Linked DNA regions of Homo sapiens: region 2 is linked to region 1. Evidence: chromatin contacts called from ENCODE Hi-C or POLR2A ChIA-PET data. All regions are on one chromosome and are shown on one strand. The core of a region is the stretch at or near the end of the contact, and the rest is flanking DNA. Distances in the headings are between cores, read along the strand shown.

Region 1 (5,217 bases), core at 1,748-4,247:
CACACATCTATCTGAGGGCCTTTGCCCTGGCCCTTTCCTCCTTCTTCTTCTTCAGGGCTTGACCCCAAAGTCACCTTCTAGTGACACCTTTCCAGACCTATTAAAGGCTGCAACCCTATTACTCTCTTCAACCCTCCCTAGCAACCTTCCTTGATTTGTTGCTATTCATAGCTCTTTACAACCTTGCTATATATTTTACTCCCCCACTAGAATGTAGGCTCCGTGAGGGCAAGAAATTGGGGCAGTTGGTTCACAACTGAATTTTTAATACCTAGAAGAAGGCCTGGAACAGTGATGTGCCTGATAACAATTTGTTGAGTACATAACATTAATTTTCTTGGGTCATAATCTATGCTGTTAGTGACCAGTGTATTTTTCTCTCCTTTCCTTTCTCTTTCCTTCCTTTCTTCCTCCTTTCTTCCTCCCTTCCTCTTCTTCTTTCTCGTCCTTCATCCTCTCTTCCTTTCCTCACATCTCCTCGCTTCCTCTTCTCCTTTTCTTTCTTAACTAAATAATGCTTACTCTACCTTCAATTTCTGTAGTGCCTTGTAGTTTGTAACACTCTTTCACACAATCTCATCCGATCTTGGCAATAACTGTGGGAGGCCAACTGGGCAAGCCCTTCTATCCTCCTATGATTGAGGGGTCAGCCTGAGGTGAAGGAAAATGAAGCAGGTGTTCTAGATGGCCCACAGTTGATTCTCTGGGCTCAGATGCTGGGCTGCTTACCTCCAGTTGTGGTTCATGGTTTCCAGTCCCCTAACAGCCTTTCAGCTCCAGTGACCACATCTCCCTGCTTCTCTGCCCTGGACATGCTCAGTTGAGCACAAGTGCAACTCAGAGGTACAGGGGGAGTTAATGTCCCCAGGGCAACCCTGAAACATGGGGGATGAGAGTTGGTAGATGTTGTGGATTGAATGTTTGTGTCCCTCTGAAATTTATATGTCAAAGCCTTAACCTCCAGTGTGATAGTATTTGGAGGTGGGGTCTTTGAGAGATGATTAGATTTAGATGAGGTCATGGGAATGGGGGTCCCCATGATGGTACTAATATCCCTATACGAAGAGGAAGAAATGAGACAGAGTTCTCTCTCTTTCTGTCATGTGAGGACACAGCGAGATTGCAGCTGTCTGCAAGCCAGGAAGAGAGCTCTCACTAACAACCGAATCTGTGGCATCTTGTTCTTGGACTTCTAGCTCCCAGAACTGTGAGAAATAAACACCTGTTTTTCAACCCATCCATTTCTTTGGTATTTGTTATGGCAGCCTGATGGACTAATACAGTAGGTAAATACCCAGTCTCCCTGTCCCCAGACGGGACAATTCTAAGGCATGTTGCACTGGGTTTCTGGAAGATTCTCTGGAGGGATTGAGCCCCAGCTGCCCACAGGGGTAATGTCCTCATTAACACCTCTTTTATTTGCTTCCCTCACTTCCCTGCCTCACTTCCCTGATTCCTTGCTGTGCTTCCTGGGATCACCTCCCAGTCAAACCACCTGCATCTAAGTCCTTTATGAGATACCTAACCTGATGCAGAAGGGGACACCAGGTTTTTCTGATGATACTGAGAGATGCTTCTGCGACCTTGGACAAGGGCTGCCAGATGTACAAATAAATACAGGACTCCCATTTACATGTGAATTTTAGATAAACAACAGATACATTTTTAGTGTAAGTTCTGTGCAATATTGGGGGCATACTTACACTAAAAATTGTTGTTTGGGCATATTTATACTAAAAAATCATTGTTTATTGGAAATCCAAATTTACCTGGGCATCTTGTATTTTCTCTGGCAACCTGAATCATGGCTGGAAAGAAGGGTGAACTAATTAGGAAACTGGAAATGATTACAAAGTCCTGGATTTTGTGTCATTCTGGACTGGATAAGGCAGATTTGTGAGCCTTTTAACCTTTATCATACCTAATCTGGGAGTGGTTTGCACCCCATCATCCTCTTGGGCACCCTATACAGCTAACTGCATGTGAGGACAGTCGGGGAGAAACATCACTCAAGGAGGTTAAGGAAATGACCACAACCCAGGGGTCTGTTCCCTGAGGTGAAAACCCTAGTGGCCTTCAAGGCTGTAGTCATACATTTCCCAGGTAGCCTTAGAAGGAGTAGCAGTACAGAGTGCCAACAGCAGAAAATGGAAAGTCTTAATCACATTCCTTTCTTTGGCTACCATCAGCATGACAGCAGTAAAATTGTGTTTCAGCAGCAGGGGGCCCAGCCAACCTGCTACTGGTCACTTCCCCACAGGGCCTGGGACTGAGGACTGCATGAGTGCTGGATACTAACTCCATGCCTCACCTTACTCTAAGCATGTCACAGAGATTAGCACATTTAATACAGCAACAACTCAAGGAGAGAGGTAGAACCTCAGATGAGGAAACTGAAGCACATTAAATCACTCAGCTCTGAGATGGGAGATCTGGCATCCAGACCCAAGCAGTGTGACATGGGTGATGTCACTTCTAGTCACTGTAACACACTCCTCAGAACTGTTCCTGGGACCATGAAATAGTGCATGTAAAGGACCCAGCCCAAAGTCACTGCCCAGGTGGAGTCTGAAGGTGTCCATTCCAGATATCGTCATTATTTTAATATTACTCTTATCCCCATCTTCTCTTGAGCCCTGAAAATGGCAGTCAGCCCTAGTGATGGTGACTGTAGAGAGACCAGGCTGGTCTGTCTTCCCGAGGGCTGCTGGGCAGCCCAGATAAACTTTTCAATCCCTTAATCCCCTTCACCGAGACTGCAGTCACCTCCTGCCTCCATCTTGCAGGCCATGAGTTTATCGCACAGTCAGAAATAGCTGCCAGGTCCCCTGGAAAACAAGCCTGCAAAAGAAGCCTGTGAAGCACAAGCTCCAGGCAGGAGCAAACCAAACAACAACCTGCACTGCGGTCAGGCAAAAAAGCCCCTCTGTGTTTGTTATCAATGCTGACCGGGTGCTGGGATGGTTTTGGTTTTGGTTTTCTTTTAACAGTGGCTTAGCTGTTTTTATAAGAGCTGAATTCTGATGCTAGGCCAGGCAGCTAAAGTAGAATCCACCCAATATTCCCCCTCCTTTTACAACTAGCCATAGGGAAGTCCTGAATTTGGGCTCCAGATCTCCCAGCTTTCAGGATACACTCATCTGGCCTCTGCCTTGCCCTCATCTTAAGTCCTAGAGTGTTGCTAACAGGGGCAAGATAAGGACACCGACAGGGTGGGCGCCTCTATATGCTGTCGGTGCCCCGCCCTGTTCCCTCAGCCTGTTCAGGCTGACTCCTAACTGCCAGTGTGTGTGTCTCTTTGCCTGATGGCTTTCTAGAAACTGTGGACCACCACACTGCCCGTGCACATGAAAGAATTACATGACTATTGCAAGCTAGTGTATAAACAGCCCAGCTCCATGAATGAGATAACTTGGATAAGGTTGTGCGTTCTCCACCAGTGCTACTTGAAGTGTGGTCTCCAGGCCCTTGACAAGCTGTGAAATGTTTATTGCTTGTACATTTCAAGGTACATACACAAATGGAAAGTTGGCGTTTACGAACGTTTATAGCAATTTGACATTGCTGTGACATTTTAATTGTATTTTTACAAAAGTATCCACTTATAATGGATTGATAACAACAGCAGACAACCTGGTACTTTCCCCAGACAGCTTGAGAAGCACTGGTCTCTCTAGTTCCTAGTTTCCCCAGTGGGATTAAACTCCAGTTGCCCACCGTGCCAGCCAACTTGATAATGCACCTTTGACTGGCTCCCTTTCGTTACCTGTCTCATTTTCCTACTCCGCTACCAGTGTTTCTTGCATTTCTCAAATAAACTATTTGCATTCATTTCTTTGTTTTGGGGTCGGCTTCTGGGGCAACCCAAACTCAGACACCCTCCCTTGTAAAAGGCTGCCCACGCTGCCATCTGCTGCCTGGGGCATGTCACTGGTGGCTCCTTCATTTTTTCCCCAAGGAATTAGGTAGCCCATTAAGGATGATAAATTTATCTGCCCACCTCTGCATTTCTTCCAGCATCCATGGCCTAAGGTCATGAAGTCACTGCCCTCGGCGTTCTTTGCTTTTTCAGAATGACACACTGGCTGGAGCTGACAGAAAACACACTTTCAGACAGTTGGCAGCCAAGAATCATCAATATTCTGCTTAATATTGAATGCCCCCCACTGCCTTTCTAAGATGGGCTCTTACAGGGCAATGTGGCTTCAAGATAAAGGTCTGAAGCATGCCCTGGGCAGCAGATAGTGGCATGGGTAGCCTTATACAAGAAAGGGTGTTTGACTTTGGGTTGCCCCAGAGGCCAAAGTTGAAACAAAATTTATAGGCTAGAAGGGCCAGTTAGAAAAACCTGTTCTTTTTCGGAAGTCACTTTTGCATGTACGTGGAATGCTTTTGTTCAGATATAAAGCACCCAGGCTCAGTCTGTTATGCCCTGAATCATTTTCTTGTGGCTCAGGGCCTCCCTTGACTTGAGTGCTATTATCCCTCTGCCTGTTAGACCATGCTCTCTATCTCTGGGCTTGCTCCTTGGTTGTTTACAGATTTCTCAATCTGTCTGCTCAGGCTGAAAGAGACCCCACCGCCCATAAAAACTCTGTGGTTCTAAATCATTTCTCTCTCTCTTTCACTCAACTCAGTCCCCAAAACTCCCAGAGCCCGGAATTAAAACCATCTTGAAATCCAAATTTGTACTTCTCCATCTAGCAAAGTAATTTTACCTTTGGCTTTTTGGGGGTGTTTATGTCGGTACTTCAGACATCCCTGTTGGCCACCAGTCCTCAGTGCTTGCCCTACTCTAGTGGTCTGGAGTAGAATGATTCTCTTGAAGCTTTTTACATATTTTGCAAATAATGTCTGTCCTCCCGGCTCGGCCAGGCTGGAGTCAGCAGGCCACCTGCACAAGCATGCACACTGGCTCTTAGGAACGTGTTCAGTTCTGGGGTAGGGGCTTGCTGGCACTAATGTACATCCATTTAGAAATCCCTCAATGAGAATGTGAGTGAGTCTAGCACCGTTTCAGGGACTGTGGCCAAGGGTTGTAGCTGTTTCAGTCTGGCTGGGGGAAAAATGAACTATGATCAGTAAGAGCTACTGAGAGGCAGAATAGGAGGAGGGGCAGAGGTCAGACTCTGGGGCTGATTGCCTGAGTTCAAATTCTGGCTTTGTGTGACTTTGACAAGTAATCTAACTTCTCTGGGCTTCACGTTCTTCAACTAT
Region 2 (5,217 bases), core at 1,328-3,827, 830 kb before region 1:
GACTTAAAGGAAGCTGGACTTTTATGAAAAACTCATTGTGGGTGGGGGGCCAAAAATTAACTAGGCATGAAGAACCTGGGAGATACCAGATTATTCTGGCTCACTAGGGCTTTACACTTATCTGGCCACAGCTGGGACATACTCCCTTCTCCCTGGACCGTGCAGTCTGGGCCCACCTCACCCCCAGTGTGGGCCACCTATTATGATGCCCCCCAAAATGGTGTCAATTCAAGAGTACCTGCTTCTCTAGGGTCTAGGCTTTGGGGGCCCAACTTATCACAACTTGAAGTTACTGTTTTAAAATTTATCTTATTTATTTGTTAATTGTGTCATCTGTTAACATGTTATAGCTCCATAGGACAATCACTGGCGGTCTTATTTACTGTTAAAGCACCAGCCCTAGCCCAGTAGTTGGAATATTTTGATTGCATGTATGGGTGGATAGCTGAGATGGATGCAAGGATGGAGGGATGGATGGATGGATGAACGGATGGGTGGATGGGTGGATGGGTGGATGGGTGGGTGGATGGATTGGCCCCCACATAGTACCAAGGTACTTCTCCTGTAAATACCACAAACCTAGACCAGCAGTTCTCAAACCTTTAGGTCTTGGGACTCCTTGACTTTTTTATTTATTATTGAGGACTCCAAAATGCTTTTGGTTATATTGGTCTTGTCAGTATTTCCCACATTAAAAATGAAAAAAGGAACATTTTTAATATTTATATATTAATTGATCTAAAAATAACAATTATGAATATATTACATGTGTGGTGGGCAGCCTCTAAGATGGTGCCCAGTAATTCCCACCTTCTGTCACCCACACCCTTGAGTAATTCCCTCCCCTTGAACGCTAGCTGGACTTACAGACTCACTCCTAATAGATCTATTGTCCTATAGGGATGTGGCTTCCAAAATTGGATTACAAAAAGACTGTGCCTTCTGTCTTGGGTGCCCTCTTTTCTCTCTCTAGGAGGAGCCAGCTGCCTTGTCACGAGGCAGCCCTGTGGAGAGGGCCTCGTGGCAAGAAACCCAGGCCTGCCAGCAGCCACATGAGTGAGTCTGGAGGTGGATCTTTCCCCGGCTGAGCTTTGAGATGCTCCTACCCCTGGAACACACCCTGATTAGTCTCCTAAGAGACCCTGAGCCAGAACCACCCAGCTAAGCTGCTCCCAGATTCCTGACCCACAGAAACTGTGTGAGATAATAAATGTCTGTTGTTTTCAGCCACTAAGTTTTGGGGGTAACTTGTTACACAGCAATGGATAAAATACATGGTAACATCGATAGCACAATTTTATTAAAAAATAACCGTATTTTCCAAAACAAACAAAAAAGTTTAGGGAGAAAAGTGGCATCGTTTTTACATTTTTGCAAACCTCTTTAATATCTGGCTTAATTGAAAACAGCTGCTTCCTCATAGGGGCTTGGGCATCCAATGCGTTGTGATACATTGTTTTGGTTGAAGAAAATCCAGCCTAATGGAGCTTTGCAGTTAGAAAAGGACAGTCTGAAAAGGGCTCAGGGAACCACAGGGATCCTCAGACCACACTTTGGGAACTGCTGACCTAGACAATCATAGACCCCAAAAGATTCTAATTCTAGGGCCCTCACTTCCCAATCTTGGTTTCCTGTTTGGGACCTTTGCCATTTCTCCAGGTGCCCAAGTGACTTAGTGGTGATGGAGGCCACCCAGGAGGTCTGGTCCCCTGCCAAAAAGGATAAGTCCTCTGAGGCCTAAAAGCAGAAGACACTGATGAACTAACCCTCAGTCTTGGCTGTGTCATGCCCAAGATGTCACACAGAGGGGAAAGGATGCCTCTGACATCCAAGGTGAAGGTTGAGGCATCTGGAGTCGGGGAGGGCAGGGGAGCTTGTTCTCTGCGCATTGACAGCTTCCGGGACACTGGGGTTTGCCAGATCCATGGGGATTTCCCCCTCTCCTTCCCTTTCCTGCGCGTGTCCCACTACCCCCAACCCCCGTGAAGTTTAGGGCCTGTTTTCAGCCGGAGCCGGTCTAATTTTCGCTGCCTAGTTGGTCAGAGAAACGCACGCAGCTGTAGCAAAGCATAAAAATAGCTTCCTCCGTGACCAATTTCTTCCCACTTCCCTTTCTCTCTCTCCATGCTCGCCTCCCCGTCCCCACCTTCTGTGGAAGCAGGAAGGTCCCTGGAGGGTGCCAGCACTATTGAGACATGCCATGCGCCCCAGCTTCCCTCCCAAACAACACATGTTCCTGATTCTATTTTGCCCTGGTCCCCCGCAGGCTCGCACAGGCTTCCCTGGGGACCGGGCGTTGTCAGATGGGTCCCCGCGGGCCCAGTGTCCGTCCACCTCGTTGGGCAGACTTCCTCTCCCGCGCACAGCCCCCCAGACATCTGCACGCCGAGTGCTCGCCAGCGGCACTGGGATCTGGGGTCCCAGCCTAGCCCGGAGCCAGCCAAAGGCCTGCCCGCGAGGGATCCGGATCTTCTGGCACCTTAGAGGTTAAATGGGAAGCCTCCAGCTGGAAGGAAAAAACGCCCCGGTGCTATGCGCGGAGGCTCCAGGCGGTGTCCCCAGCGTCCCGGGCTTCCTCTGCGCCGGGCGGCTGCGCGTCCCGGATGCGTCCGCGGCAGAAGATGGAATCCGAAAGTGGGCATTCGTCTTTCTAGTTTGGAAGCAGGGGAAGACAATCAAACCTGCAGCAGCTCAGCTCCCCAACGCGAAGGTCTAGCCAGCCTTGGGCAGGGGAGCGTTTCTAGAAATGTCTACACCCGGAGCCACCGGCGGGAACCAGGAGGGCGGGGTATGGCCCGCACCTGCCCTGCCTCTCTTCCCTGAGCCTTTGGGACCATGCGGGAGAGAGGACAGGCCACCTATCGTATTTCAGGAGTGGCTTGTAGGGTCCAAGGGCCGTTTGCCTCCCTCTACTGCAGTTTGGAAACAGAATAAACCGCCCCAGCAAAACCCGGCGAACTTGTCCAAACCACACAAAAGTTCAAACCACACAAACTCCAACTGGGCACCGACGCAGGACTGGCTTTATCTGTCCGCAGAGGGCTTTGCTCTGCCTCGCAATTGATTAGGGCTCCTGAAAACCACTGAAACAGTTTATCTCACCCACCCAGCCTCAAGCCCCCTGATGGGCTGGAGTGGAGCCTGGATTGTTCTGGCAGCCAACCCCAGACCAGCTTCCACCCAGCTTGGCGGCCCCCTGGGCCACCTGCCTGGTTCCTCACTCCACAGAGGGTCCCCATTTTGTGGCAGAAAATCGAATGACAGCAAGAGGGTGAGATGGGAAGATGAGGGAGTTGGATCTATGAGGGGAGAGAAGCATTCTGTCCACTGAACAGGGTGGGGGGGGCTTTCCAAGATCCCCCCTTTACTTTCACACCCTTTCTCCAGTTCTGTTCCTCTCCTTTCACGGCACCCAGCGCCCTTCTGCACGGGTGGCCCAGTCCTCCAAGCCCAGCCTTGTCTTTTGAACTTCTCCCCAAGCAACCTGTCCCTGTACAATTTACATCCTCTCAGTTGTTTTCTCTCGAAACTCTTAACTCAGGCGGCCAATGCCATGGCCATGAGAACATTCTTCACCACAGAAAGCAAGATCCTTTGTCAGCCTGTTCTTCATGGGAGGGGAAGGGAAGGTTTTGTAAATATCAAGTGGAGATTAACTGGGGGAGGAGTCAGGAATTAAACAACGTGCTTTTTTTTTTTTTTTTTTGAGACAGAGTCTTGCTTTGTCACCCAGGCTGGAGTGCAGTGGCACCATCTCTGCTCACTGCAACTTCCGCTTCCCGAGTTTAAGCGATTCTCCTGCCTCAGCCTCCCAAGTAGCTGAGATTAGAGGTGCACGCCACCACGCCCAGCTAAATTTTTTTGGGGGGGGCGGGGACGGAGTCTCGCTCTGTTGCCCAGGCTGGAGTACAGTGGCGCAATCCCTGCAACCTCCGCCTGCCGGGTTCAAGCAATTCTCTTGCCTCAGCCTTCTGAGTAGCTGGGACTACAGGCGCATGACACCACCCCTGCTAATTTTTGTATTTTTAGTATAGACAGGGTTTCACCATGTTGGCCAGGCTGGTCTCGAACTCTTGGCCTCAAGTAATCTGCCTGCCTCTGCCTCCTAAAGTGCTGGGATTATAGGTGTGAGCCATCGCACCCAGCTAATTTTTGTATTTTTAGTAGAGACGGGGTTTCACCATGTTGGCCAGGCTGGTCTGGAACTCCTGACCTCAAGTGATCCACCCACCTCGGCCTCCCAAAGTACTGGGATTACAGGCATGAGCTACCACGCCCAGCCTAAACAGTGCACTTCAACACGAACTAGTAACGATCATGGTGGAGCACAGTCACAGACGGGGGAGGATCTCTGGCAGCTGACCTTCTGGGCTCACACCAGGAAGCCTGTCACCTTTCCCAGCTGCCTGTGCCATGCCTGTGGTGCCAGTCATTGCTCTAATGGTAGGCAGGGAGGCAGAACTCCCCCTGAATAAGTACAAGGACCTGATGAGCCTTTGAAAGCAGGCGACCCACTCAATCTGAATTCTTTCAGGTTGTTTCCTGCCCCAACAACTGTATGTAAAACAACTGGCTGAGAGCTTGTACAAATTAGGGTGGCTTGTCACAGGGTTTCTATCACATTTAGTCACCTCTGAAAAAAGAGACCCGTTTTTGTAAAACACCTAGCAGACCGGGCGCCGTGGCTCACGCCTGTAATCCCAGCACTTTGGGAGGCCGAGGCGGGCAGATCACGAGGTCAGGAGATTGAGACCATCCTGGCTAGTACAGTGAAACCCAGTCTCTACTAAAAATACAAAAAATTAGCCGGGCGTGGTGGTGGGCGCTTGTAGTCCCAGCTACTCGGGAGGCTGAGGCAGGAGAATGGCCTAAACCCAGGAGGTGGAGCTTGCAGTGAGCCGAGATAGTGCCACTGCACTCCAGCCTGGGCGACAGAGCGAGACTCCGCCTCAAAAAGAAAAAAGAAAAAGAAAAACACCTAGCATACATAAAGGGCTTTACCATCTCATTTCATTCCATCAATGAGCAAATGGGGGTTACCCTGACAGCAGTTGGAGTTCAATTGCAGGGAAGAGAGAACCTCTCCAGCTATTTTAAGCAAGAAGAGATTTAACACAGGAAATTAGGTGCTGACAAAATTATTGGAAGGGTGCAGGAGGAGCAGTCTCTGGACTCCCAAAACAACACCACTGAACTGGTCTGCCAAGACTACTGCCA

Evidence for each region. A loop is a pair of places that touch in the nucleus more often than their neighbours do. ChIA-PET counts read pairs that join two places held with the same protein, here RNA polymerase II (POLR2A). Pooled maps may share reads with other maps.
Region 2: a loop to region 1 is called in a pooled map, with 5 times the contacts of the local background. The contact joins two enhancer-like sites. A Hi-C loop is called at or near these places in 6 of 50 pooled maps. POLR2A ChIA-PET finds 5 or more read pairs at or near these places in 3 of 52 experiments (WTC11 and activated T-cell).

The regions. Positions count from the first base shown.
Region 1 is chrX:39,438,096-39,443,312 of GRCh38, reverse strand. No RefSeq gene overlaps it. Among named protein-coding and RNA genes, the nearest start is that of LINC01283, 5.9 kb to the right of the region's middle. RefSeq lists enhancers at 2,621-2,670, 2,761-3,040. Within about 2 kb of position 2,997, at least 4 of the 41 ENCODE cell types and tissues checked have a DNase peak (open chromatin) inside an H3K27ac peak, as active enhancers do.
Region 2 is chrX:40,264,536-40,269,752 of GRCh38, reverse strand. All of the region lies in intron 1 of LINC03099 (long intergenic non-protein coding RNA 3099), which reads right to left. Among named protein-coding and RNA genes, the nearest start is that of LINC03099, 4.2 kb to the right of the region's middle. RefSeq lists enhancers at 1,743-1,792, 1,823-1,922. Within about 2 kb of position 2,577, at least 26 of the 41 ENCODE cell types and tissues checked have a DNase peak (open chromatin) inside an H3K27ac peak, as active enhancers do.